Regions from separate parts of the Homo sapiens genome. Here all the other regions are linked to region 1. A link is a loop called in an ENCODE intact Hi-C map of the cell type or tissue named here. Cell type or tissue: heart right ventricle. All regions are shown on one strand. Region 1 overlaps CFAP57 (cilia and flagella associated protein 57). Region 2 holds the start of MED8-AS1 (MED8 antisense RNA 1). Region 3 overlaps SZT2 (SZT2 subunit of KICSTOR complex). Region 4 overlaps TIE1 (tyrosine kinase with immunoglobulin like and EGF like domains 1). Region 5 overlaps SZT2 (SZT2 subunit of KICSTOR complex). Region 6 has its middle 5.4 kb from the start of TIE1. Region 7 overlaps MPL (MPL proto-oncogene, thrombopoietin receptor).

What was found. A loop is a pair of places that touch in the nucleus more often than their neighbours do. Peaks named below come from ENCODE experiments on the same cell type or tissue, not always from the same donor. Only the 100,000 strongest peaks of a DNase experiment are listed, where the experiment ranks them.
Region 2: it touches region 1 in a loop (9-fold over the local background); 47 of 110 quality-filtered maps call a loop at or near these places.
Region 3: it touches region 1 in a loop (4-fold over the local background); 102 of 110 quality-filtered maps call a loop at or near these places.
Region 4: a loop joins it to region 1, with 6 times the contacts of the local background. A loop is called at or near these places in 22 of 110 quality-filtered maps.
Region 5: it touches region 1 in a loop (6-fold over the local background); 103 of 110 quality-filtered maps call a loop at or near these places.
Region 6: a loop joins it to region 1, with 3 times the contacts of the local background. A loop is called at or near these places in 25 of 110 quality-filtered maps.
Region 7: a loop joins it to region 1, with 4 times the contacts of the local background. A loop is called at or near these places in 41 of 110 quality-filtered maps.

Annotation. Positions count from the first base shown.
Region 1 is chr1:43,236,376-43,240,375 of GRCh38, reverse strand. The region is part of intron 21 of CFAP57 (cilia and flagella associated protein 57); the gene reads right to left. The region is part of intron 1 of LOC105378685 (a long non-coding RNA gene); the gene reads left to right. It overlaps LOC124904164 (a long non-coding RNA gene), which reads left to right. Exons shown (of 2, transcript XR_007066042.1): 2 at 2,697-3,030. Among named protein-coding and RNA genes, the nearest start is that of TMEM125, 32 kb to the left of the region's middle. In heart right ventricle, a CTCF peak has its summit at 2,095 (motif pointing left); DNase peaks (open chromatin) are centred at 1,295 and 2,095; H3K27ac peaks cover 984 bases.
Region 2 is chr1:43,381,646-43,385,645 of GRCh38, reverse strand. It overlaps MED8 (mediator complex subunit 8), which reads left to right. Exons shown (of 7, transcript NM_201542.5): 7 at 540-1,729. The coding sequence ends at 604. It overlaps MED8-AS1 (MED8 antisense RNA 1), which reads right to left and starts at 597. Exons shown (of 2, transcript XR_001738027.1): 1 at 505-597; 2 at 1-362. In heart right ventricle, a CTCF peak has its summit at 1,979; no DNase peak of the experiment used is centred here; H3K27ac peaks cover 1,240 bases.
Region 3 is chr1:43,405,193-43,409,192 of GRCh38, reverse strand. The region is part of intron 4 of SZT2 (SZT2 subunit of KICSTOR complex); the gene reads right to left. Among named protein-coding and RNA genes, the nearest start is that of SZT2, 17 kb to the right of the region's middle. In heart right ventricle, no CTCF peak of the experiment used is centred here; no DNase peak of the experiment used is centred here.
Region 4 is chr1:43,302,095-43,306,094 of GRCh38, reverse strand. TIE1 (tyrosine kinase with immunoglobulin like and EGF like domains 1) reads right to left here. Exons shown (of 23, transcript NM_005424.5): 2 at 930-1,244; 3 at 752-862. Among named protein-coding and RNA genes, the nearest start is that of TIE1, 3.1 kb to the right of the region's middle. In heart right ventricle, a CTCF peak has its summit at 1,714; no DNase peak of the experiment used is centred here; H3K4me3 peaks cover 3,416 bases; H3K27ac peaks cover 3,672 bases.
Region 5 is chr1:43,412,821-43,416,820 of GRCh38, reverse strand. SZT2 (SZT2 subunit of KICSTOR complex) reads right to left here. Exons shown (of 72, transcript NM_001365999.1): 5 at 1,608-1,739; 6 at 720-861; 7 at 180-286. Among named protein-coding and RNA genes, the nearest start is that of SZT2, 25 kb to the right of the region's middle. In heart right ventricle, a CTCF peak has its summit at 2,009 (motif pointing right); a DNase peak (open chromatin) is centred at 2,016; H3K27ac peaks cover 1,256 bases.
Region 6 is chr1:43,293,573-43,297,572 of GRCh38, reverse strand. No RefSeq gene overlaps it. Among named protein-coding and RNA genes, the nearest start is that of TIE1, 5.4 kb to the left of the region's middle. In heart right ventricle, no CTCF peak of the experiment used is centred here; a DNase peak (open chromatin) is centred at 1,722; H3K27ac peaks cover 3,891 bases.
Region 7 is chr1:43,347,768-43,351,767 of GRCh38, reverse strand. It overlaps MPL (MPL proto-oncogene, thrombopoietin receptor), which reads right to left. Exons shown (of 12, transcript NM_005373.3): 9 at 2,766-2,925; 10 at 2,409-2,505. Among named protein-coding and RNA genes, the nearest start is that of CDC20-DT, 8.9 kb to the left of the region's middle. RefSeq lists enhancers at 1,626-2,596, 2,597-3,568 and a silencer at 2,522-2,731. In heart right ventricle, CTCF peaks have their summits at 2,199 (motif pointing right) and 2,401; DNase peaks (open chromatin) are centred at 2,227, 2,677 and 3,060; H3K4me3 peaks cover 1,599 bases; H3K27ac peaks cover 2,989 bases.

The DNA.
Region 1 (4,000 bases):
TATCTGAAAACCTACTAAGGAAAACAGTCCCATGGCACATACACAGTAGGTGAAGAGCCAGAAAATTAGCTTAAAAGCAGCTTAGCGATGTGAGGCAAAGCAGGTCTCTAGAGCTGTCCTGCTGCTGCCCAGGAGTGCCCCACATGGAAGACCTAAATAAACTCATCTACTCACCAAGCTGGACTTGTCATTCTTCGGTCTCCCCAGTTTGGGAGGGAGGGTGGGGAACATTACAGTTCCAAATTGTCTCATAACAGTGATAGGTTTCCCGCATTTCCTTTCCAGATGCTGCCTGGTAAAACTCTGCTAGATCCTCCCATGGACCTTCTCCTTGCAGACTTTATATCATGACATGATCAATTCAATACATATTTATTGGGTTATGGACCTTGGACCCTGCCTTGCATGTTAGAGGTGCTCATTAAATATTTGTGAAATGGATGAGAAAATGTATAACTAATGCAGTGGATACCAAACCGAATAAGATGAGATTCTTACTAATAAGGAAGTTACAGACCAAGGGATAAGGGACAGGTGAAAGAGACCAGAACAGAAGGGAAGGTCTTAGAGCCACAGGGGGAAGCTTGCTTGCTTGAGGTCTCTCTCCATTTCTCCCTTCAGTAGGCCTCGCTAAGCTTCACTTCTCCTGATCCTCATTAAATAACTCAATAACAATCATCAGAATAAGCACTAGAAACTGAAAGCACAATTCGAGTTCTCTCACAGTTTGCATCTTTAGCTGCTTCCTCTTTTTGGTCATCTCCATCCATTCTGTCACTGAGTCCTATTGATTTTGTGTCTGAGTTGATTCTGATGTTCATCCTTCCTGCTGGTTTGTCACCAGCTCTCAGTGTTCTCCCTTGTTCTGCTGTAAAGGCCCCCCGGCAAGTGGAGCCCTGCCCTGGCTTCTCCCCACCCCCTCCACCCTCTACAGCCCTGTCACTGTGATTGGGATTTCTGGCTCCTGGTACCTGTTGGTGTGAATGCCTGTTCCTGACCCCCCTGCCAACCTCTGACATCTTCATGATGCTCCCTTACCTAAATGGGTCTCCAGGGCTTGATCCTTTTTGGAGTATGATTGAGGCCCACCACTCAGTGCAGCCTGACTCTCTTGTTCTGTTCATTCATTCATTCATTCATTCACGTATTCATGTAAGAAAAGTAATCTAAGAACCAGTTCCTGAAAGCTTATACTGGTCACTGTGCCAGGCATGGGAGGTCCCGCTTGGCTCCACTGCAGAGCTGCCATGAGAGGCTGAAGCATGGTTGGGCCCCTGCCCAACCCAGTGTGACAGTGTGCAACCCCAGGGGAGACAGAGGAGAAGAGTGTTCCAGGCCCAGAGCCAGGAGGCGGCAAGCAGAACCTAAGGCAGGAAGAGCTTGATGATAACGATAATAAGAGTAACCACAATTGCAAGGGTTGATTGGATCACTGCAAATGTATCAAACAGCATGCATACAGTCCCTCAGTTCATCCTTACACCAACCTTGTGAGGAAACTGAGGCCGTATCTCAGTGGTAGAGCTGGTGTCTGAACCCTGTCGTGCCTCCATCCAGAGAGCCCTGCTCCTCCGTGACTACTGCTTTCCAGGCTCTGCTGTCCCCCCTCACATTTATGTCACCTCCATTCCAATATCTCACATAGTATGATGGCCAAGGACACTCCCAATAAGTATAAGTTGGGCTACCTGCAAAATGTTTTCTGGGGTGGCCTGTGTTCCGAGGGGTCCCGAGGTCACATTGAGGTCGACCGTTTTTGCTTTGGATGGCTTTGTGGATTAAAAATGTGAATGCAATGGGTTTGCCGAGCCTTCTCTTCCTGATCTCTCCCTTGTCAGTTTGACTTCCAAAATCCCCTCCAATCCTCCAGACCCCCACCCAGGTCTACACAGCTGCAGAGGAAATCTGACCTGGGGTCCACCAACGTGCCAAGTCTTGGGGGATGTGAAACTGTTTATGTAAAAAGCTTTCTAAGCAAAGGGGCTCTGCCAAGCTGTCCAGGACTGCCTTTGGCCTTTGGAACTGACTGATGACCCTGGCAGGTCTTTCCGACCTCCGTATTGAGCAGAGAAGAGAAGGGAATGCCTACAGCACCCCCTAATGGCATGGCCTGAGTCGATGCCTTTAGAATATGGCAGTACCTCACAGCCTGGAAAAAGCAGGCAACAGATTTATTCCATGGACTTGGAATCCTTGCATCAGTGACATCTTTCTGGAACCCACAGTCAGTGGGCTCACCATCTGCCTAACTGCACAAATGAGCCATCCTGGAATCCTTCTCCGTTCTTTCAACCTTCCTCCCATGTCTAACCTGACATTTCTATTTGTCATTTCTACTCTGAAATGCCTTTTGACACCACAACTTTCCCCTTTCCAAGTACTTCTCATCTACCCTTAACATGACAGTCATTTCCTAATGGGTTTTTCTGCCACCTGCCTCTTTCCCCACCAGTCTTCCCACCTTGCCAATGGAGTGTTTTGTCTTTTCAAAACAAAGACACCCCTACTTAAGAAACCTTGGGTGGAGCCTGTTTACAGGACAAACTGTACTTTTTGGCATGGCATGGACGCCCTTTCCAACATGACCCTCAGCCACCAACCATTTCAGTGGGTTCTTCTCCACTTGGACTCTCTTCTCGTGGACTCTTGGGTCTCCAAGCACCTCACAGGCCTCACTCTTCTCTGCTTTTTCTCAGGTTGTTCCCACAGCCTGGAAGTCTCTTCCCTGACTTGTTCCACGATCAACCTCTACTCACCCTTCAAGGCTCAGCTCAAATGCCCCTTGCCCCAGAAACCTTCCACAAGTCCTGAAGGCATCACTGAACCCCATTTCCAGGATGAGCCCACAGCACTGCATACAATGAGTTGAGCAGTAATTATTTGTATCTGGTCCAGGTTCCCAATGATTAACTCCTTGAGAGTAGGAACACTATCACGTTCATCTTGGAATCCTCAGTGACTGACACAGAGCTTGCTGTACAAGAAGCCCTCAAAAAATGTGTACTGAATGAATAAAATGCATGTCCTAGATGTTTGTATCTCATAGCAACTCTTATTTTCATATCTGCCAGTGTGCTGAGGAATGGAGTGGGGAGGCTGAGCTCCTGTCTGAATAAACAAATGAGACAGTGACCTCATTTTCTGTTATTTTCTAATGAGTTACTCTTAGATGCCATGTTTGCTGTGGCCTTCCTCAGCCTTTTTGGATTGAAGTGCCAGGGCCATGGCAACTGAAGATGAGGTCCAGCTGGCTCCTGACCAGCACACACCAAGGTCACCAACTGAGGGTCTGGAATCAGTTGTGCCATCCACCCTCCACCCTCCACCCCTGCCACCTGCAGTCCACAGGCACCCGTGGCCCATCCTGTGATGGGCTTCTAGGCTTTCCCACTGGATTTCTACCTTGGTTCTTGGATAGGTCCTTTGCTTGGATGAAGAGGATGGAAATTGCCTTTTTTTTTTGGGGGGGGATGGAGTCTCGCTCTGTCGCCCAGGCTGGAGTGCAGTGGCCCGATCTTGGCTCACTGCAAGCTCTGCCTCCCACGTTCATGCCATTCTCCTGCCTCAGCCTCCAGAGTAGCTGGGACTACAGGTGCCCACCACACGCCCGGCTAATTTTTTTGTATTTTTAGTAGATATGGGGTTTCACCGTGTTAGCCAGGATGATCTCGATCTCCTGACCTCACGATCCACCCGCCTCGGCCTCCCAAAGTGCTGGGATTACAGGCGTGAGCCACTGCGCCCGGCTGGAAATTGCCTTTTTTTTTTTTTTTTTTTTTTTTTTTAGCACTTATTCTGTACCAGGCCAGTGCCTAGTGCCTTATGTGGTTGTCCCATTCAATCTTGCAGGAACCCCCCACTCTCAGGTTGGTGTTTTCTTCCCTGTTTTACATATAGGCAAGGTGGCTCCTTGAGTTAAGGAATTTACCCAAGGTCTCCTGGCAGAGGAGTGGTGGAGCAGGGTAAACCAGGGTCGGCACAGTGGTTTTGAAAACTTTTC
Region 2 (4,000 bases), 150 kb before region 1:
ATCTTAAGACCATTTGGTAGGTGCATCAGGAATTGACACGCAGGCCAGTTTTCCAGTCCTACATGTATTCTTTTCTCTGTATCCTGCCTCTCTTGCTCTTGGCTTCCTGCCTTCTCTCCTACTCATTTTTAGAACAGTCTAGATGCAGGCAGCTAGAAGAGTTATTTCCTCCAAGCTGTCTAGGAAAAGGGACAATTAAAGAGAGATTCTGCACTTATTATGATATAAAAAAAGAAAAACAATGAGAGAACATAGTACTCTTTTACCTGTGACGTTAAATGGGAGTCACACAGGTTTAGCTATCTGTTCTAGGAGTGGATGAACAGACTATTCTCCCATGTCACTTCTTTCCTCCTGGACACCTTCAGGGAGACAGCTGGGTGAAGAATCATACTTCTGACCTCTGTCAAACAGGGTCAGATGCCGCAGAGGTTCTGAGATGATAAAGGAAGTGACAGAGGGAACCTGAGGTACCACATTTCTGATTTGTCATGAAAGTCTTACCTTGCTTAAGATGACTTTTTTAATGTTCCTTTCAGGGAAAATGCCAAGTGGAATAAAAACCAACATCAAGTCGGCTTCCATGCATCCCTACCAGCGGTGAGTGTGGCTGGCAACCTCGACTCCCTGGTGCTCTTTGCAGAGTTGGGCAGTGAAATTACCTTTTGCTCAAGGCTCACCTAGATGGGTACAATAAAAAGAACATGGGCTTTCAGCAGCAGACAAATCCCACTTCCACCACTGACTAGCTGTGTGACCTTGGACAAGTGACCTAATTTTTCTGAGCCTGTTTCTCATTTGTAAATGGTGATAATACCTACCTCATAGGGTTGTTGTGAGGATTAAAATGAGGAAATGAATGTAAAGCACTTAGTACAGTATATGAAATAATGGGTATTCAATAAATGATAGTTTCTACAGATCCTTCTCCCCACCACCCTCCACAGTCCTTGATCCAGAACTTACCCTAATCTGATACTGCCTCACGTCAATGGTGAGCTGATGGACACAAGATCAAATAAGGCTATGCTTATTTTGTGCTGCCAGAAACTGTAGCAACCTCTGTGTTCTTAGAGGCACACTGTTTTTGCAGGCCCTCCTGCCTGGGTTTCATTCTGGCTATCCCTCTAAGGCGCAAGGTGAAGAAGCTTCTGGGCCAGGAAGGAAAAAAAAATGCCCACCTGCAGCTCTGGTGAAGCTTGGGCCTGCTCTCCTTTCCATCCTCTAAGGAGCCAACTTGGCTTTTACCTGTCAAATAGTCATAAAGTCCCCTATCCTTTACCCCACCTTATACACACGAGGCTTTCTCAGGAAGTGGCTCTGCCAGGCAGGACTATGTGGGAAAGGGTTTTTCCTTAGCACACGAAAAAGCCCCTTCCCCTGGATTCATGTTTCTTATTTTGGAGGGAGAAGGGAATTGCACTTCACACTGCCATCAGGGTTTAGTTGACCTCATAATGGTGCCCACTTTCTCGACTTTGGCCAGGATTTCCTTCAAAGAAAACGACTTTCCTTCATTTCCCTAAGCCTGTGGCCCAAATGGTGGACCAGAATGATGGTGGGAGGGGGCAACCCCCAGTAGCTTTGCCTGCTTTTATAAAGTTGAACAAATTGAATTTAGACATTCAGGCTAACCTGCCTTTCTTAGTACTCCTTTGTTGGCATGGGCAGGGGTTGAGTCAGCAGAAGTGGACCAAAGGATTCCTCTGAATAAAGTTATTTAAATTGATGTTCACTGGCTCAGGGTTGTCTGACAGTAATTTATGAGAGCACTACATAGGGATCAGAGGGGCAGTTTCAAGAGTGCTGCAAGGCAGTTCTAATTTGTTCTCCATAAAAAAGTTTCCGTATCTTTAATTAGCTTTGATCTAAAAATCCTGAAACTTCCCTCCTGCTCATACCTTCCAGCTGCCTTTTTTCTGTTCTGTCACACACTGGTACTTTGGCATTTGTTCAGTGCCAAACAAAGTTCTGCCAGGCTGTGGCAGCAAAGGACTGGAAAAGTGGTCCCAGATGTCACATCTGTTACCATTCCATCAAGGTGAGGAATGGTATCCACAAAGCTCACTGACCACAATACATAGCAGTAGGGGAGTCTGGTCACCAGCTCTAAGGCAATGCCAGACCTTTCCCCCACTTAAACTGTTCCGGCTCATCAGCCCACTCAGGTGTTATCTTCTCACCTCTTCCCTTCCCACTGGAAATGTCAGTATTAACTGGCATATTGGGTAGAGTTTGAGCTGTGCTTCTCTGAAATTCCTGGAGCATCTTTTGGTGACTATTGTCCTTTACTCCACCAAAAGATTCCCTCCTATTGAATGGCACCAACCCCAAGTTTTTTTGTGTCCCAGGCAAATACTGACTTCATCCCCACCATACTATTAAAATGGATTCCTTGTCATCCAAGAATGGAAATATCCTCTTGCCCCAACAGGAACATATGCAGGATGTCACCTACATCTTGTTCCCCTAAGCAAACACTCCTTCCTCTAGAGGGACTCCTCTACATTCATCACCGTAGGAGCACATGCTGTCGTTTTTATCCCCCATCCTCAAATCATCTGGAGTACACAAATCTCAGTAGTGTCTCCCACTTTGGGGTCCATACAGCCTATTAAATGCCTCAATAGAGAGTATGTATCTCCCACCCCTAACATACTCATTCCCTCAGGAGGGAATACATATACAGTTTTCCTTTGAAGAAGGGGACATGACCTATTTACTGGCTCAGATTTAGGATTTGCAAAAGGTGACTATTGGCCTACTCTGGTAACATTCCTCTGTTTTTGACTGTCCTGTTTTGCTTGGAGATCGTGCTTTCTCCTATTCTTGGGTCCCCTGGAGAAAGAGATTAGGCCATTGTCTCCTAGGTTTGTGTCTAGGATGGAGAAAGAAGCAGCAGCTGTGAAACGTCAAGAGCTTACTACAGGACAGAGTTCATCCTGCTGAAGGCGGAAGCTTATCCAATCAATGTCAGCATAAGGCCCATTGCCTAGGATCTCTCCCTCTCCAGCTCTGCCCTGAGCCTGGGATTCAGTCATTGCTGAACCTCTCTTTTGCTCATTGTGCCAGTCACCCCATTCTGTTCCCCTTCTGGTGTTTATTGCTGCCCTACTTAGCTGGTGTACCTCATTCAACCCTGTCGTTTTTTGGGAAACAGCCAAGATAGATAGGTTGTAGCCAAGTGCTCCTTAGAACTCCATAATGGGTCCCAGCATTAGGATTGAGCTGGAGGGGGTGTAATTGCCCACCTCCTGTTGTGCTGCCACAGAGAAGAAGCTGAACTCTGCAGGAATGCCCCAGTGCAAGGCTGGTCCCTTTTCCCACCCCCCTCTCACCTCCCCCAGGCAGCTGGAAACAACCTCTCCCTTTGTCTGAGCTTCTTGTACAGAATAATCCTCCTTATGGACAATGTATTCTCTGTGCCCTGTGGACACAGGAGCTGTGTAAGCTGATCCCAGCACCAGGCAGGACGGAGGCTGAGTCCTTCCAAACGCCCACCCTGGGTCAGCTCCTGATTACTGTCCAGATGAACTACGAAGGAGTGTACATTCTCTTCCATCTGCCTTTCCTATCTGCTCCAGAATTAGGGGAATAGCCTACTGAAGTTTAGCATTGGGCCAGGAGTAGGAACAGGGGATGTGGTCCTTTTCTGTTCAGTCTTGAGGGTTCACAGTGCCTGCTTATGGAGGCTCGATGTGGCTCTTGCCTGGAAACCTCAAACACATGGGGACTAACCCTTGGAAAGGGCTTGCCACTGTGCAGATGGGGCTTTATGATTGGAACAGAAGGCAAACTCCAACGCATCTGATGGGACCATGGTGCCCCATCACTTCAGCATGTGTTTTGTCCCACAAGACAAAGTTCCTTTCTTCTTCCCTTTAACTTCTCTTTTTTTTTGAGCTCCATGTGTCACTGAGGCAGCTCTTGGGTTCCTGTTGTGGTCTCTCAATGAGTCACATGCCATTTGGACATGGCAGCTTCCCTAAGTACATCGTGG
Region 3 (4,000 bases), 170 kb before region 1:
TGTCTTTGTTCTTCCTTCAAGGTGCTGAAGCAAGGATTCCTCTTCCTTCTCTTTTTCCCTGTAGCTAATCTGTCCATCTAATCTTGAGCCTTTTGTCTCTCTAATATCTTCATTCTTTCTCCATGGGCTCCTTTTCTTCTACTTCAAACATAAATAAGTATCCCCATCCTAAAATTGTATATAGACCCAGCAGTCCCTGCGGTGGCCCTCAGGATCTCACCCCTCTTTCCCCATCACACTCGTACAACCTGCCCCACATGCCCACTTCTCTCGGACCCTGACCCCATGGAACAACTACTTTTTTACTCCCTGTTCCCAACTGGATAAGTGGGTCGGGCGAGCCAGAAAAGGGAAAGTGGGACATTGTCTCACTCTACAGGCCCATGGGAAGGAAAACGAGCAGAACTGGAGCCATAAAAAGGTGAGAAAGATGTTCCTATTCATATTATTTAGAATAATGAAAACTGAGACAACTCAAGTGGCCAAGTAGGGGCTGGCTAAACATATGGTAAGATATGATGAAACAGTAAGTTAACAGGACATTAAAAATCACATTTTCAAAGAATATTTAGTGACACACAAGAATGCCCATACTATATGTTAAAAAAATAAAAAAAAGGCAGGACAGGCTAAGCACAGCAGCTCATGCCTGTAATCCCAGTACTTTGGGAGGCTGAGGTGGGAGGATCACTTGAAGTCAAGAGTTTGAGACCAGCCTGGACAACATAACAAGATCCTGTCTCTACAAAAAAATTTAAAACAATTAGTCAGGTATGGTGGCATGCACCTGTAGTCCTAGCTACTTGGCAGGCTGAGGTGGGAGATCACTTAAGCCCAGAAGTTGAAGGTTACATTGAGCTATGATCATGCCTCTGCACTCCAGCCTGGGCAACAGAGTGAGACCCTGTCTCTTAAACAAAACAAAAAACAGGACATAAAATCACGTGTCTAGAATGAGCCTCTTGATTCTCCCTTTCTCTTTGGGTAAAGAGATGGAGGTGAGGGAGGATAAAGACACACTCACAAAATTAGAAGAAAGTTCCATAAAATGTTAGAATTTAAGCCAGGAGTGGTGGCTCACGCCTGTAATCCCAGCACTTTGGGAGGCCGAGGCGGGCAGATCACAAGGTCAGGAGATCAAGACCATCCTGGCCAACACTGTGAAACCCCGTCTCTACTAAAAATACAAAAAATTAGCCGGGCGTGGTGGCGGGCGCCTGTAGTCCCAGCTACTCGGGAGGCTGAGGCAGGAGAATCACCTGAACCCAGGAGGTGGAGGTTGCAGTGAACCCAGATCATGCCACTGCACTCCAGCCTGGGTAACAGAGCAAGATTCTGTCTCAAAAAAAAAAAAAAAAAAAAAAAGGTTAGAATTTAATACGATACCCAGAAACAACTACTGTTGTTTGCACAACTCCTGTTGTTTCTGGGTATTGTATTATAGATGAGTTTTGTTTTTTCTTTATATTTTAATGTATTTTTCAAATCTCTGTGGACATGTATTATATATGTGAATTAACTTTTTTCTTTTGAGACAGGTTCTCACTCTGTGGCCCAGGCTAGTCTCAAACTCCTGGCCTCAAATAATTCTTTCACCTCAGCCTCCCAAGTAGCTGGGATTACAGGCACGCACTGCTGTGCTGTGATTTAACAGGATATATCTTGTTTTTTTTTTTGGAGACAGAGTCTCACTCTGTTTCTCAGGTTGGAGTACAGTGGCGTGATCTTGGCTCATGGCAACCTCTGCCTCCCAGGTTCAAGCAATTTTCATGACTCGGCCTCCCAAGCAGCGGGGATTACAGATATGCACCATCACGCCCAGCTAATTTTTTTGTTGTTGTTGTTGTATTTTTAGTAGACAGGGTTTTGCCACATTGGCCAGGCTGGTCTCAAACGCTTGGCCTCATGTGATTCACCTGCCTTGGCTTCCCAAAGTGCTAGGATTACAGGCATGAGCCACTGCGCCCAGCCAGGATACATCTTGAGGGAGCCACAGAGAAAATGAAAAGGCTGGCTCAGGGCGGCCAAGTGGCCCTGGGGCTTAACTGATGAAATCCTCTCCTTCCCTATAGCTGCTGTCCTTATTCAGGCTTCCTCCTCTCTCCCATGCTACAATAATCTTCGCCTATTCTCCCATCCAGACTTTGTCCCCAAATCCATCCTCCATATTAGCCACAAAATACTGTGATCTTCCCAATGTAGACATGTGATCCTGTTACTGTCTGTTTAAAATTTTCAGTAGTTCTCCGCTACCTATGGCTAATTATTTTAATAGCTAACATTTGCACATTCTGTATGTGGCAAGCACAGTTCTAAGTGCTTGACATGTATTAATTCAATCACCATATGATATAAGCAATGTTAATATCCCCTTTGGAAAAAGGTCACAGATGCACAGAAAGGTTAAGTAACTTGCTCAAGGACACACAACCAGTAAGTGGTACTGCCAGGAAGCAAACACAGGCAATGTGATTCCAGATCCAGTGCTCTTATCCTCCACACTGAACTCCCCCATAGAATAAAGCACAAAGTCCTTAGTGTCACATTCATGGCCTTTCATAACCAGCTCCCACTTATGTCTACAGTCTCCTCTTTACCATCCCTTTCCACATTCAAATTTTACTCTGTTGACACTGAATAATATGTAGTTCCCTAAAACACCTGTGATTGAGAGTACAGGTTCATAGTACCATGTATTTGCTTTTGCTGGTCCCTCTGTCAGAAAAGTCCATTTCCCCTTCTTTGAATGGTTAACCTCAATTCTTTCTTCAAAACTCAGTTCAAATGCTGCTTTGGGCCAGGCACAGTAGCTCATGCCTGTAATCCCAGCACTTTGGGAGGCTGAGGCAGGTGGATCACTTGAGGTCAGAAGTTCGAGGGCAGCCTGGCCAACATGGTGAAACCCTGTCTCTACCAAAAAAAACAAAAAAAACAAAAATTAGCCGGGTGTGGTAGTGGGCACCTGTAATCCCAGCTACTTGAAAGGCTGAGGCAGGAGAATTGCTTGAACCCAGGAGGTGGAGGGTGCAGTGAGCCAAGGTTGCACCACTGCACTCTAGCCCGGGCAACAGAGCAAGACTCTGTCTCAAAAACATGAAAAACAAATGCTGCTTTGTCTGAAAGACTTCTCTATTGTGGCCCCATGCTTGGTTGGGTGCTCCCTCTTGGTGCTCCCATAGCACCTGAGTCATCTTATCGGTGCCCTTATCACATTCAACTACAATTACCTCCCTTTAATATTTATCTCCCCCACTAAAATCTCAACTCTTCACATCAGGAGAAAGACAAGGTCTGATTCATCTGTGTCTTCAGGACCTGCTCAGGCCTGGTATAGCTCAGGCTTCATTAAGTGTTTGCCAACCTGAACCAAGTTTTGAGTGATTACCTAACATCCATGCTCTCCCTGCCTTGGCTATCAGTGCCTGCAAAACCTGGCCCCCATCTGGGGATGCAGCCCACAACTGATAGTCCTAACGGCTATACTAGGAAAGCACTTTAAACTAGGGCAGAGGGCTGGCAATCCCTGCCCTGGGATCCAGGTATGCACCAATTTTGTTGCTGTATGTTTCAGACCCTTAGATCATGTTCCCAATATCTTATCTCTCAAATCCAGTTTGATAGCTAAGGTGACAATGCAGCCATCACGGACAGTTTCAGGGAAAGCCTTTACCAATGAGTTAAGGGTAGTTAAAAGCAGATGAGGGGAAACTGGGCCAATGCTTATCTAAGTCATAAACAGATATTCCAGTAACAGACTTGGCCATTCTCCAAAAGGAGTGTCTTGTGATAGCCTCCTTGAGTGCTGGATAAGCCCTGTAATTATCTGTGTGGTCAGCATTATAACCAACAGTTCACATGGCCCTCAAAAAAAAAATGACCCACACTGGGCACGGTGGCTCACGCCTGTAATCCTAGCACTTTGGGAGGCCGAGGCTGGCAGATCACCTGAGGTCGGGAGTTCAAGACCAGCCTGGCCAACATGGCAAAACCCCGTCTCTAC
Region 4 (4,000 bases), 66 kb before region 1:
GCTTCTTGCCTCTTTGCTCAGGGCTGAACAGAGAGCCTAGAGACCCAGGTCTGCCTGTGCCTCTTCACATTTCCTGTCAATTCACGGGGTCCAGAGCTCAGGAGGCAGCCCCCTTGGCCAAAGGGAAGGGTCTTCCTCCCTCAGGAGCCCAGGTATGCAAGAGTCAGCCAAGGGGTTGTGAATCTGAGGACTGAGGCAGGAATCTTGGGGCCACATAGGAAAACAGCTTCCTTCTATGGGGTGGCCAAAGGGTCAGGGTGGAGGACAGGCCTGGGACTGAGATCCCACGGGTCTACCCAGGCCTCAGCATGAGGCTGTCTTGGGCATCAAGGATCTGGGCTGGACAGATCTTTGGGAGAGGCTAGACTCTGCCCTGCCTGTGTTGGGCATGATGTTACCAGTTCTCTTCCTCCTCAGGGGGACTGATGCGGTCTGCCAGGTGGGCTATGTGACAGCACCTGCTAACTCCCAGGGGAGAGATGAGGGTTTAACATCGTGCTCATTTGGGGCTAAGAGGGAAGGGGCAGCTGACCACAGGCTCCTGGCCCTCTGTGTACAGAAGGAAGGCAGCTCAGAACTACAGATAAGATGGGTGCAGGCACATCCCATGGGACCTGGTCCACTACAGAGGAGAGGCCCTGGAGGTCGGGTGTGTCAGGGGCCAAAGCTGAGGGTCCCATGGGTCATGAAAGTGTTGGGGCCTCAGAACGATGGGTCTACCCTCCCCACCAGTTCAAATGCCCCTCTTTACCGTTGCTCTTCCAGATCACGTCTGTCTGCTTCTCCTTGTGCACACGTGCAGAAAGTACAGCGGTGTCACCTTTGTTCACAGTGTGTGTGACCTTGTCTGGAAGCAGGTGGGCTGCGGGGTGGAAGGTGGGTCAGCGGCCTGGTTTTCCCCGCGCCATCCCCCCGCCTGCCTAACTCACCTCCAGGGCTGTTGTGCACGTAGATGACGCGCGTGCGCCGCGCCCCAGCACCGCCCACGCAGGAGAAGACGCCCACGAGGTCCGAGGGCTTGGAGAAGCCGCGAAGCGTGACCTGGTGCGAACCGTTGCGCGCCAGGCGCAGGGGTGGCCCGGGCGGGGTGCGCACGATACGGTCGTCCTTCTCCAGCAGCAGGGGCGGGCCCCAGGCGTCCGAGCCCCTCCCCGCCCCGGCCTCCCCAGACACGCAAGTCAGGAAGAAGCGCTGGGGGTCCGTGAGCCGCAGGTTGGCCAGCAGCGTCAGGTCCACCGCCGCGCCTGGGGCCAGGACACCAGTGACTCTATTGTAGTCCCAGCCAACCCTAGTGCCCCAGAGCCCCCAGCCCCAGCCCTCTGGTCTTACTGATCCACCGTCCACTCAGAAGAGGGTCTCCAACCTTCACCCCTCTTCCTTCCCCTGCCCGGTTCTTCAGACCCCACAGGCCTCACTTTATCAGGCATTCCCATCCCCCTCCTTTCCCCTTCCATGCGCACTGGCCTCTTTCCCTCAAGTCTCTTCATTCTAAAAGAACAAAAACAAAACCACGAATCCTTCTCTGGCCGTGTCCCCTCCCTTCTCCTGCCAGATGGCTTCCCTTTCGCCCCAGCTTTCGGAAAGAATGATCTATGCTCCCTGTCTCCGTTTCCTCACTTTATTTCTATCAGTCCTGTTTCCCCACTCGTCTCTAAAACTGCCCTGCAAAGGTTGCTGTGAGCCACTTCTCCCTGCCTCCACCACGAGAGTGCAGGCCAGGAGAGCCAGCCAGAACAGAAGTGTCCCATGGGTCCCCCTCTCTGTCACTATGGAGATCTAGAAATGTCTGGTGGGCTGGGATTTGAGGTGGGAGAGGCTGAGTTTTGCAGCCAGAAGGTTGTGGCACAGAAATGGAGCTAGGGCTGGGTGCGGTGGCTCACGCCTGGAATCCCAGCACTTAAGGAGGCAGAGGTGGGAGGATCCTTTGAGCACAGGAGTTTGAGATCAGCCAGGGCAACATAGCAAGACCCCATTCTCCAGAAAAAGAAAAACAAAAAGAAATGGAGCTAAGCTTGGGGCTGGGCCCAGAGCCAGGGAGGGCAGCCCCAGGGCAAGGCCTGGAGCCCAGACAGACACAGACACGAGGTAGGTCTTGGTCTTTGTTTGCCTTCCAAAGAGCTCACGCCCTAGTTGGAGGAACAGGCATGAACACAGCTGCCAAATGTAGGGCGCTGTGCTTTTGAGCACAGAGAAGGGACCCCTGCTCCAGCCTGGGGGAGCTCAGGGAGATGAAGAGATGCTTCCTGGGAGGTACAGTTGGAGCAGGGCACATTGGCGTGAGGACAATGGGGAGGGAGAGAAATCAGGGGCAGGGAGAGGGCATCCTAGACAGAGGGAACAGCCTGGACAGAGGCCTGCAGTGGCAATATTGTGGCAGGTGGAGGGGGCTCTCCAGGTTTGTGTGACTGGAGTACAAAATGTGAGGCTGAGGCAGGAGAGATCAGGTGGAGTCAGAGTCCAGTCTGGACGGTGGAGAGCCTGCGAGCCTGCCTTAGCTCCAGGACCCAGAACCCCTCCACCAGCCAAGCCCTTCCTTCTCTGTCTCTTGTAGCTGACTGTCAAGCAGTTCATTAGTTTAAATGCCACCTAGCTTATCAGTGTTTGAAAGGCTACCATGAGCAAACGAAGCTGGCATTTACTGACCGCCCACCACATACCAACCCCCATTTTCCACTGGATCCTCACAACCAGTGAAGTGGATATTCTTTCCAGTTACAGAGGAGGATCATGGTAATTATTCTACTGGCTTCTTTGAGCAAGCTCGCCCACTCCCCCAGTTTTAACCATCACCTCTGAGTCAGTAACTCGGGAACGGTCTTTCAGCTTGGACCTGCATTTCCATCAGCTTTTCCCAAATCTGCTCCTCTCCAGTGCTCCCTGACTCACTGGACAGCACCCGCCACTTGAGACACAAACTATGGAGTCATCTCTACTCCCATTGTCATAATAATGAATGTTTATTGGCTGCCAGTTATGCACCAGGCACTTTACTGATATTGTTTCATTTTACCATCCCAGCTATCCTGGGAGGTGGATGTTATTATCCCTGTTTTATAGCCAGGAAAGGGAGGCTCAGAGAAGTTAAGTAACTTGCCCAAGGTCATACAATTAGTGAGTGGCAGGGCCAGGTTGTCTGATTCTAAAGTCCACATCTCTGAGCACTGTGCTGCCTGCCTCATCAGTCATAGAATTCTGCACATTGTTTCCTGAACGCTTCTTGACTTCATCCCCACCCCCCCAGCCTGCCTTTGTTCAGCCCTCATCCTTACTCACCTAGACCATCCCAACAGCCACAGCCCCTCCTTCTGCAACTCATCCTCCACGGTGATCTAAGACCAAACCTGACCTTGTGACTTTCTTGCCTGTGACCTCCCATGGCTCCCTATTGCCCTCAGGATAATGTTCGTGCTCCTAAGCCCCGTGATGCTCCCACGCTATCCCTCCTGTTGTGTTCCTAACAGGCACCTTCTCTCCCATGCACCTCCATGCCTCTGAGACTTGCATTTTTTATGTTCTGGCTGCCTGGAATGAAGACCACCCCTCTTAGTGAAATCTTCCTTGATTCCCTTTTTGTCTCCTACCTGAGGCAGTGTAAGCTGAACTCCTCCTCAGTGCTCCTCTAGAGCTCCTGTGTCTGTCCCTGTTTAGCCCTCTTCCCCTGTCCTGTGTTCTGCACTAGACCATGAACCACTCAAAGGCAGCCTCTGTGTTCTAATCGGCTGACCAGCAGACTGAAGGAATCAGCTGCCACCTACTCAGAAATCCTTACCAAGCACAGTGCACTGTGCCAACTGCTCTGCATCATTTTCTCATTTAAACCCCATAACAACCATAGGAGGCTGGCATCATTTAATCTCATTGTACAGACTAGGTGTTGCCAGCCTCTCAACTAATGGCCCAGCACTTAGCACAACTCCTGGAATATTGTTGGTGCTCAATAAATGTTTGTCCAGTGAACAACTGAGTGAATCCAACACAATTACCCTATGAACACCCCCTG
Region 5 (4,000 bases), 180 kb before region 1:
GAAAAAAATAAGAGTCCTCTCCCACGATGCTACCTACCTTCTAGATATGACTCCTTCCCCCCATGTAACTAAGTAATTGACTTTATCTGGGAAATCACTGCCTGTAAGAAAGTAATCAGCCATCCCAACTTTGTGTGAGATATTCCATATCTCTCTCGTCCTTCCTAAAAAGTCCTCACCTGGACAAAGGAACAAGCCACAGTGCCACTGCGAAGCTGGTTCAGCAGTGTCTCACAGACAGCAACATCAGGTACACTGGTCACCCCATCCGTGATCACGATAATCCCTGGAGCAGGAAACACCAGATCAGACCTGGAGACACTGGCCAGACCAAACTCACAGGGAGGCACCCAACTGACAGGGTCCTGAACGGCTCAGTGTCTTCCCACCAATGTCGGCAGTTTCATAAACTGTGAAGTTTTATAAACTTCAAACACCTTTCCTTCTCCCTTACCCTCCTGCTTCTTCCTCTTGAATGCCAGATCATAACCTCCCCTAAGTGATATCCTTGGAGCTCTACTCCTTCTAGGGTCTCTGATGGTTGTCAGAGTCGAGGGTTCCTGATACACACTAATACAGACTTACATTTTGCAAACAAGGAAACAGATCCTCTTCCCTGGGGCCCACTGATTCCCTGGAACTGCTATCTTTGTTAGCAGTCAGCCCCACCCTTCCTGTATCCCTGCTTCCCCAGTCCCACCAATATTCCTTCTACTGACCTGCACTAGAGTTCGAGGGTAGTAACTGCAGTGCCAAGATGCCCTGACGAATCATACTGACCAGCCCAAGATCAGCTGTCACCATGGAGACGCCTACCTTCCGGCCCAGTAGGTCCCCTGAGTCTGGGGACTGGTCTTCTGCCTGCCCCAAGTTACAGAAAAGACAGAATGGGGCAGATGGCATTGCTGCCCCATCCATAGCAAAGCCAGAATTTATAGCCCAGCACTTCTCAGGCCAGACAGGCCGAATCCTGTGAGAACCTCAATTCCCCTACTATGCGGCTGAGTCTTGACTGTGCTTCCTCCCTGTGTGTGCTCAGATACTGAACCTCAGAGGTGAAGGGAGTTCGGCATCAGATGAAGCTTCAGACTGTACTGAAGTAGGGCTTCTCCATCTTTTGCCAAGAAGGGCCCCTTTCCACATTTTTCCATCACTGTTATGAAATATTTTATACCTCAATCAAATTACATGACCAGTCATCAGGCACACAGGACTGCCATTTGCCTGGCTACTTCTGGGGTACCCAAAGTGATGAGACAGGGAAGTCTAGTGGGCCTAGGCAGCTTTATCCCTGATTGTACAAAATGCTAACTAGAGGTCAAAGCCACGCATAATCACCTTCTCAGATCCACTGGAGGAGATCTGGGGCTAAAAAAAAATGCAAACAAATGGATTTCACATTTTTTCCCTGAAAGAATCTGTGTTTTGGGGAGTATATCTGAGTCCTGCTCCAACAGGGAGTGTGTCATGAGCATGCCTATCCTTGTCTCATTTTGCCCCAGCTCTTAGCCCTTTTTTGCCCTATTTGGACTATCCCTCCTCTCTGCCCTCTGTCCTTAGCTGCTCCTCTTTCTAAGTTGCCTCTGCCCACTTTCTCTCTTACATACCTGGCTCTGGGGATCGTACTGCTGCTGCAGCATGGTGGCCACCTTATCCTCAAAGAGGCAGAGCTGCTCATATATCTGCTGCAGGAACACCTCCCGCTGGGAAGGGTCCAAGAGGCAGCCCTGTACCAGCACCTAAGAAGCACATGGGAAAGACTGAGACAGGACGGTCAGGGTGGCACAGACCACTACACTTCTGCTCTGTTTATTCTCCATAGCTCCATCTAGGCGATCCTGACTTCCTACCCAACCAGGGTCTAAGGTATGACTCCACAGCCAATTTCCCCCTTATCCAATCTCCATCAGTCCTCAGCCCAGGTCCCTAGTCATTAGTCATCTTTATCTGGGGTCACAACTTCCCTCTGCTTAGGGTCCTCCACACTGGGCTTCCCCAACCCCCCACATGGGGGCACTATAAGATCTTCTATTAATAGCTTCTTCTACCTTGGCCTACAGGATGTCTTATGAGCTGCCCCTCCTCAGCCCGGCAAAGCCTTTTTTATTCTCATACTTTTTAATGCTTTTTTATTTCTAAGCATACTGACCAGCCCAAGATCAGCTGTCACCATGGAGACTCCTACCTTCTGTACACACAGAGGCTATTCTGGACCTTTTCAATTTTACAAAAATTAGCTGTGCATGGTGGTGGGCACCTGTAATCCCAGCTACTTGGGAGGCAAGAGAATTGCTTAACTGGGACCTGGAAGGCAGAGGTTGCAGTGAGCAGAGATCACGCCACTGCACTCCAGCCTGGGCTACAGAGTGAGACTGTATAAAAAAAAATTTTTTTTTAAAAATTTTTGTGGGTACATAGAAGGTGTATATATTTATGGAGCACATGAGATATTTTGATACAGGAATACAATGTATAACAATTAAATCATGGTAAATGGGGTATCCACCACTTCAAGTTTTTTTTGTTTGTTTGTTTGTTTTTTTGAGACAGAGCCTTGCTCTGTCGCCCAGGCTAGAGTGCAGGTGCGATCTTGGCTCACTGCAACCTCCGCCTCCCGGGTTCAAGCAATTCTTGTGCCTCAGCCTTCCTCAGCTGGGATTACAGGCATGGGCCACCACACCCAGGTAATTTTTGTATTTTTAGTAGAGACGGGGTTTCACCATGTTGGCCAGGCTGGTCTCAAACTCCTGGCCTCAAGTGATCCACCCACCTCAGCCTCCCAAAGTGCTGGGATTACAGGCATGAGTCACCATGCCTACCCACCTCAGGCATTTATCCTATTTTTTGTGTTACAAACAATCCAATTTTACTCTTTTAGTTATTTTTAAATGTACAATAAATTACTGTTGACTGTAGTCAGTCTACTGTGCTATCAAGTACTAGATCTTATTCATTCTTTCTAACTCTATTTTTGTACCCATTAACCATCTCCCCTTCCACCTCCCCCAGCTACCCTTCCCAGCCTTTGGTAACCATCGTTCCACTCTCCATCTTCATTAGTTCAATTGTTTTAATTTTTAGCTCTCACAAATAAATAACATGCCAAGTTTGTCTTTCTGTGCCTGGCTTATTTCACTTAACATAATGTCCTCCAGTTCCATCCATGTTGTTGCAAATGACAGGATCTCATTCTTTTTTATGGCTGAATAGTATTCCATTGTATATATGTACCACATTTTCTTTATCCATTCATCTGTCAATGAACACTCAGGCTGCTTCCAGATCTTGTCTATTGTGAATAGTGCTGTAATAAACATGGGAGTGCAGATATCTCTTCCATATACTGATTTCCTTTCTTTTGGGTATACACCTAGGAGGGAGGATTGCTAGATCATATGGTAGCTCTATTTTCAGTTTTGTTTTGTTTTGTTTTTTGTTTGAGATGGAGTCTTGCTCTGTCACCCAGGCTGGAGTGCAGTGACACTATCTCGGCTCACTGCAATCTCTGCCTCCCAGATTCAAGCAATTCTCTGCCTCAGGCTCCCGAGTAGCTGGGATTACAGGCATCTGCCATCACGCTCAGCTAATTTTTGTATTTTTAGTAGAGACAAGGTTTCACCATGTTGGCCAGGCTGGTCTCAAACTCCCACCTCGGCCTCCCAAAGTGCTGGGATTACAGGTATGAGGCACCGTGCCCAGCCTATTTTGTTTTTTGAGGAACCTCCAAACTGTTCTTCATAGTGGTTGTACTAATTTACATTTCTACCAAGAGTGCACAACGTTACCTTTTCTCCACATCCTCACCAGCATGTTATTGCCTGTCTTTTGGATAAAAACCATTTTAACTGGGGTGAAATGATACCTCATTGCAGTTTTCATTTGCATTTCTCTGATGATCAATGATATTGAACACTTTTTCATATACCTGTTTGCCATATGTATGCCTTCTTTTGAGAAATGTCTATTGAGATCTTTTTTAAGATAAAAAAAATCCCATTTT
Region 6 (4,000 bases), 57 kb before region 1:
TGAATATCTGTTGTGGTATTAAGTTCCACTTTGGAGGGAGTGCTCATTTGGAAACCATTCAAAGAATTTTTAAAAAATTTTTCTTTTATGTTAGTAAAGGTCCATCCCCTGTGGCCACCCCAGCGGGTTGGACTCACTGTTCTCCAAGTGACCGTCATGATCAAGAGGGACAGGAAAGCCTGACTCTCCAAGTTCCACTCATTTCCCTTAACAGGTGGCTCAGACAACAAACTGCTTTATGCCCCTTAGAACATTCATTTGGGTCTTTTGTGTGGCTTCTTACAATGCCCTTAGGGTTTTAGACCACATGTAAATACATGTGGAAACATTTGACAGACTCTTAAAAATGTCTATGAATTTGATTTAATTTTCTCTATAGACAAACTCCATAGTCTTCTTGCAGAAATGATGCTCAGTTGAGATCCATTTGGGTGAAATTGTTATGCAAATTATGCATAAAAAAGCTGGTGAAATTCGGGACTGGATCAACAGAGGATGAGTCAGGGGGGAAAGAATGAACCTCTCTAAGTTGCTCCCCAAAAATGAAGTCAGGGCTATCTGAATTAAAGTGTCAAATTGGTACTCTTCTAAGTAACGGAGACCTCTCCCAATTAAACTTGCCAGACTGGGGTGGGTTACATGGGTGACCATGCAATTATTTTTCAAAATAGTGAGAGGCCCGGCACAGTGGCTCATGCCTGTAATCCCAGCACTTTGGGAGGTCGAGGCAGGCAGATCGCCTGAGGCCAGGAGTTCAAGACCACCCTGGCCAACATAGTGAAACCCCATGTCTACTAAAAATACAAAAAGATTAACCAGATGTGGTAGCACGCGCCTGTAGTCCCAGCTACTTGGGAGGCTGAGGCACAAGAATTGCTTGAACCCAGGAGGCAGAGGTTGCAGTGAGCTGAGATCATGCCATTGCACTCCAGCCTGGGTGACAGAGTGAGACTTTGTCTCAAAAAATAAAAAAGAATAAATAAAAGATAAACAGTGAGAGTCCCATCTTTGCTTCTTAAAGTCAAACTATTATATATAAACTATGTAAAGTCAGTATGTGAAGTAGAATGCTGCTTTGTTTTGCTCAGTGATTTTAAAGGGAAGGGGTAGTTGCAATTTTCCTCCCAAATTACATTCCTGTGTTCTCCTGAAGCATGCCCTTGTGTCTTGGCTCCTAGAATATTTTGAAAAGTATTTAAGATATTTCTTTGTTATGTGCAACTCCAAATGCTGGCATCTTTTTATATGCCAATAAGTGCCTTAACTCTCTGTACTGTTTGTCACAATTGCTTTTCGAAGAACCAAGTAAATGCTGCCCAAACAAATTAGAAAGTTTTCTTTTGGTTGAAATAAGCAACACTTTAACCCAATTCCTAAGTTCTGCCTTTGCCTGAAATTGACTTTACTGATAAATCATTCTTCATACTGATCAGCAAAGAAAGGAAAAATATCTTGTTCTTGTTGTTGTCCAAAAAAAAGAAAAGAAAAAGAAAGTAATTCTTTTAAGATTTTGTTTAGGTTAATAGTAACAATGGTTGGTACTTTCACTTAACTTCAGCAGCAACTAAAGCCACATTGTCAATTCAAAAACAGTTTTTGTTGTTCTTCCAGGAAATAACTCTGTAGTGAGAGGAAGTTTGCAGTAAATGCTTTTGGAGCATCAGGCTGAGGCTGTGTCCCTGAAGCTAGTGTGTGTGTGTGTGTGTGTGTGTGTGTGTGTGTGTGTGTGTGTGTGTGTTTTCACTCTAGTCAGAAAAGACGTGCCAGGTGTTTGTGACAAGCTGTGATGAGGACTGGAGATTACTTGGAATCCATTGTGTTCTTTTCCTTGTTGGAAAAAGAAAGCTTCTAAAAACAAGCCCTTATTTAAAGGAAGCCCCAGTTAATTCAACAAGGCTCTGAAAGAAGTCCCTTTTATAGAAACTGCTTGACAAAGGCCATTTGGCCCAGAGGAGTCCTGTGAGGTCAGAAACTGAAATCAACACCCACATAGGGTTCAGGCAGTTAGAAGCTCAGAGTGTACTTAGTAAAGCATAACAAACTTTTACCCACTTTGGTCAGAATGGAATTTACCCAGCAATGCAGAGTCTTATGCTAGAACACCAACAAACCTCAATTATAATGGCTAACAGTTGCTACGGGTTTACAGGTGCCGGGAAAAGGTGATGCCTACACCTCATGGACTCTCAGCCTTTTGAGATGGGTGTCACTATTATTATTATTATTATTATTGTTATTTTGAGATGGAGTCTCGCTCTGTCACCCAGGCTGGAGTGCAATGGCACAATCTCGGCTCACTGCAACCACCACCTCCTGGGTCCAAGCCATTCTCCTGCGTCAGCCTCCTGAGTAGCTGGGATTACAGGCTAATTTTGTATTTTTTTTTAGTAGATATGGGGTTTCTCCATGTTGGTCGGGCTCAGGCTCGTCTCGAACTCCCGACTTCAGGTGATCCGCCCTCCTTGGCCTCCCAAAGTGCTGGGATGACAGGCGTGAGCCACCGCACCCAGCCGGGTGTCATTATTATGATCCCCATTTTGCAGATGAGGAAACAGATGCATCCTCAGGTTAGTTAAGTGATGGTGTTCAGCTTTGACCCCAGACAGTTTGATCCACAGCCAGAGAGCTTAACTATGCCCAAGGCCTGTTAGACTATACTACCTAGACAGGAAGAAGGCCAGCACACCCAGGGAGGCTGCTTTCATCTGCATGTCATCCTTCAAACTCTTAAAAATGATTGAAGAAAAACAATCCTTTTGTATCCAGCATGCATCTGAAATTTTATTCTGGAAAACAATGAGCTCAACTCTGTGCTGTGTGATGATGGAGTGGTGCCCTTTAAAAGGCAAGGGCTGACCAGGAGAGATGGGCAGGCATGAATTTTAAGGATGTCTTGCCTTTAAGTTCCATCAGGTCCTTGCTTTAGCTCAGGTCACTCTGAAATCCTAGAAGAATAGCACACCCAATAGCACATGACACAAGTGACTCATTGTTCTTCTGCCTCAAACAACAGCAGCCTACTTAGCATACAAAACACATTTTATGAGACAAAGCTGGCTCGGGCCACAGCCACGCATTCTTTGCAGGAGCCACACATGGGGGCTGCTTTCTGGTTGTTCAATCTTACTTTGTTTATTTATTATTATTATTATTATTACTATTACTTTAGAGACAGAGTCTCGCTCTATTACCCAGGCTGGAGTGCAGTGGCGCAATCATAGCTCACTGCAGCCTCGAACTCCTGGGCTCAAGCAATGCTCCCACCTCAGCTTCCTGAGTAGCTGGGACTATAGGTGTGTGCTACCACCCCTGGCTTCAATCTTACTTTGAGGATAAGAGGTAGTGACAACACAAGTCCATTAGTGCTCATGATGCATGATTTATTTCGTGGTGACACAGGGATGATGAGGAAAGGCTTGAAGGCAGTGTCTCAACTCCTCTTTCCCTAGCCCTTTCTCCCTGAAGGCATATTGGTGCTTTGCCAGCTCCACCCTTGCCCGCACCCTAAGGAAGGGACACTGGCTCCCACTGGGGAGTTGGAGTGAACTATGGCACCAGCACACAGGTGTGGGCTTCCTGCTCCCCTGGGGAGAGACCTCTCCTACAGACTTAAGTGGTGCCTGCCCCCAGAGGATTTCTCTATGGGAACTGCTCCAACACCCCTGGAGTCTCAGAGCTGGGGGTCTCAGGTGGGCACCAGCTTTCCTCCCTTCCCGTTTCTAACAGGGCCCCCATGAGAAAGCAAGAATGTGGCAGAGATGACCGTTGGTATTGCTGGGGCCCAGGCAGGCAGGGCTGGGAGGGGCAGCGTGGTGGGGCAGCTCTGTCCAGTGGGTCTACGGCCTCTGGCCAGCTGCATGGACACGACATCCTCAGGAGAGGGTGTGGTAGTCCCTGGCAGGCCTGCTGAGCTCTGTTCTTGCGAGACCTGGCTACCCCAGAGATAATAACCAAGGGGATTCATAGACTGCCATCGTTACACCATGCATGTGTGATATCT
Region 7 (4,000 bases), 110 kb before region 1:
CTAATAAAATAGAACAATTAGAACAATATGCCAACATCACTACTCTTGTACTTTGGGGCCATTATTAACTAAAATGAGGGTTACTTGAACACAGCTCTGCAATACCTCAACGAGTCAATCTGATAAGCAAGATGGCTGCTAAGTGACTATGGGGCAGGGAGCATATACAGCGTGGAGATGCTGGACAAAGGGATGATTTACATCCCGGGTGGGACAGAGCGGCATGGCAAGTGATTTCATCGTGCTACTTACAATTTAAAATACATGAATTGTTTATTTCTGGAATTTTCCATGTAATTTTTTTCAGACCTTAATTGACTGCGTGTAACTGAAACCACAAAAAGTGAAACTGTGGATAAGAGGGGACCACTGTAGTGCTGCTTCCTTTCCCCATGACAGGCTATCTCCTGCTGTACTTCATTTTTCCTTATAGTATTTGACTTGTTGTACATTTATTACATTGTTATGTATATTTCTTTTTGTCTGTCTCACCCCACTAGAACATATGGTCCCCGAGAAAAGAGAGTTTGTCTATTTATTCACTCCTGTATTTCTAGGGTGTAGAATAGTGTCTGACCCATAGTAGGTGCTCAGTAAATTAGCTGAATGAATGAATGAAGAAAATCAGTGGAGCTTATTAGTAAGTTACTGGAGAGGGTAGTCTATCTGGGAAGAATATGGATTAAGATGTATTGGAGGGGCCTCCATTTTTTTGTTGTTTTGTTTTGTTTTGTTTTGTTTTGTTTTGTTTTGTTTTTGAGATGGAGTCTCCCTCTGTGGCCCAGGCTGGAGTGCAGTGGCGCGGTCTTGGCTCACTGCAAGCTCCGCCTCTCAGGTTCACACCATTCTCCTGCCTCAGCCTCCTGAGTAGCTGGGACTACAGGCGCCCACCACCATGCCTGGCTAATTTTTTTTGTATTTTTAGTAGAGATGGGGTTTCACTGTGTTAGCCAGGATGGTCTTGATCTCCTGACCTTGTGATCTGCCCACCTCGGCCTCCCAAAGTGCTGGGATTACAGGCGTGAGCCACCGCACCCGGCCAGAACCTGGATTCTTTAGCTTCATATTTCCATGTGGAGGGACGTCAGTAGAACATTTCAGGCCGCTTCAGTGACCTCACTCATATCTCTCCAGGGGAGAAGGTGTGACTTACCTGGTAAATTGGGGAAAAGAAACTGAGTATGCCTGGCTCAGCAGACCACCTCCTCCTACTTCTCCAACTTTTTTGTTGGATCTGGCTACCTGCATGGAGGCTACCTTTCAGTCTGCTCATACGTATGGGCAGATTAAAAGTTCAAAGAGAGGTATGTTCAGAGGGAGATGGTAGCCCATGAGAGTGGCACCTGAACCAGCCCAGGACCATCAGAAGACACCATCTGGAGGAGATGACTTCTGAGCTAAGTCTTAAAGAAGCAGCAGATGAAGGATGGAGGTGGGATGCATTCTACCCTTCATGTTTATAGCCTCCAATGGCATTTCTCCTCAGCCTTCGTCTTCCCACATAAATGAGTCACTCATTAATAACATTTATTTAAGGGCCTGCTTTTTGGCAGGCACTGTGCTAAGGATTTAAAGATGACCAAGTAAGGTATAATAGGGAAGATATATAAAGAAATAAACACAGTAAAACACTACTGGTACTGTATTGGAGCACAGAGCAGCGGCCAAAAGGGGGAGGGTCAGGAAAGGTTTCTTAAGAGTTGGTGAAGAAAGTTATTTACAGATGAATGGGTTTAGTGAGACAGGGAGGCTATTTCAGGCAGAGCGGACGTTATGTGCAAAGGCACTGAGAAGTAAAACCTGACTTGTGGAGAAAACCAGTTTGGAAAGGCTGATGCACAGGGTAGAACAGGCTGAAGTGCTTGCTGGCAGGGGCCGATTTTGCAGAGCCTCGCTTGTCATCATAGGGAGCCTGGACTATATCCTGGGAGCTATTGAAAGGATTTAAGGAGGGAATTGATAGGTTCATGTGCGCATTTTAGAAAGATTATTCTGGTGGCTGTGTGAGGCTAGATCGGAGGGGCAAGAGGTTCTGTTTCAGTGAGTCAGGTCGTGTCTGTAGGGCTAGAGAAAGGGGGCCATTGTTTGGACTAGGTTTAGGAGGTGGGACCTGACGGCAGATTGGATGGGGGTGGAGTGGGCAGTTTGGCTGAAGGGTGGACGGTGGCCTAGTCGCCGAGGTGAGCAGCAGGAGGCGGGGCTGTTCGAGGTGGGCGGTATAGTGGGCGTGTTAGAGTGTAAGGAGCCGCGGCGAGTCCCAGAGGTGACGTGCAGGAAGTGGCGAAGCCGTAGGTGCGCACGGGCGGTGGACGGAGATCTGGGGTCACAGAGCGAACCAAGAATGCCTGTTTACAGGCCTTCGGCTCCACCTGGTCCACCGCCAGTCTCCTGCCTGGCGGGGGCGGTACCTGTAGTGTGCAGGAAACTGCCACCTCAGCAGCAGCAGGCCCAGGACGGCGCTGAGGCCCAGCACTAGATGCAGAGCGGTCACCAAGGAGATCCAGGCTAGGAGACAAAAAGGGTCAGACTTCGGCCCACCCGGGCCGGAGCCCCGCCCTCATCCAGCCAGCCCCTACTCTGGCCCCGCCCCTCGCCGCCCCTGGGCACTGCGGGCACCTGCGCAGCCGTCGGCCCGCAAGGTCAGGGCCCCGCCCCTCTCCGCGCCCCGCGCCTCGCCCCTCTCCGAGCCCCGCCCCACTCGCACCCGGCGCCCAGTCCCTGGCGCAGGCGCTGTGCGGCTTTGGTGCGGCCGGGGCTTGCCTCACCGGTCTCGGTGGCGGTCTCCACCCTAGTTGGGTCCGACCACGAGCTCCAGGGACCTTGGTAGGTGGGGCCGTTGAGCCTGGCGCGCAGCTGTAAACGGTAGCGAGATCGCGGGCGCAGCTCCAGGGTCCCTCCTCGGGCCCCGAGAGGCGGCTCCAGCACCTGAGCAAAGAAGCGTGCGGTGGCCCGGCGTCGGGGCTTCGATAGCCCAGCGTCTGTTTGACCCAAATCCTGCAGCTCCGAATCCCCAGGCGGTCGGAGATTCCCACAAAGAGCCCCACCGGCAGAAAACACGCTTCCCAGCAACAGGATAGAGCGCCCTAACCGAGAGCCTCTCCCTAACGGGATCACGCTCTGCCCGAGAGAAACGTGCCAGGCCCACCTCCTGAGACACAGACCTCACCTCAGAGAGCTACGTATCCTAACACCAACACCCAGGTACACCCTCGGCAGGGATCCCGGTACACGCACACCCTACCGGGTGTTCTCACAACTCCAGGTCGGGCGATGGACACCCCCAGAAACAGATATATTCAGAGCCACACAGACCATGCCACAAATAATACTCATGCTGCAGAGGATGCCAGATTTGCGTTAGGCGCTGGGGTACAAGCATCATGTGTACAAGCAGGAAGGCAGCAAACATTTATGAACTGTGTGATACTCCAAACATTGGGTTAGGCACTGGGGAGAAAGCAATAAAACACCGTCTCTTACATATCTAATGAGAAAGACATCCAAACAGGTAAATAATCACAACAATTAATTAGTGCAAGGCACCACGGAAGTCCAGAGAAGCATTTAATGCTTGGTTTTGTGCCACAGAGTAGTTTAGTGTGCTAAAAGCATGGATGACACGGCTGGATGGTCACAGATGAGTCTAAGGCAATCCTGGTAGGAATTTGAGGACTATTAGTACGTTATTGCCATCAACTTAGTTGATGAGTAAGGGGAAGGGATAAGGGAAGAGCAAGAAGAGTCAAGGGTGCTTCTAGGCTTGGGTACTGGGTAAGTAGCGGTGCCATTGTCAGAGACAGGACACAGAAGAGAAGTAAGTTTGAGGAAGATATACTTTAGGGTTCCATTTTATAGAGTTCAACAACAGTCCAAATGAATCAATGGTAATGTCAGGATGGTGATTACCTTTGGTGGCGGGGGATGTGTCGGAGCATTGGGAGCTTCTGAGGTGCTGGAAATAATTTATATCTTGATCCTGGTTATGGTTATGTGGATGTAT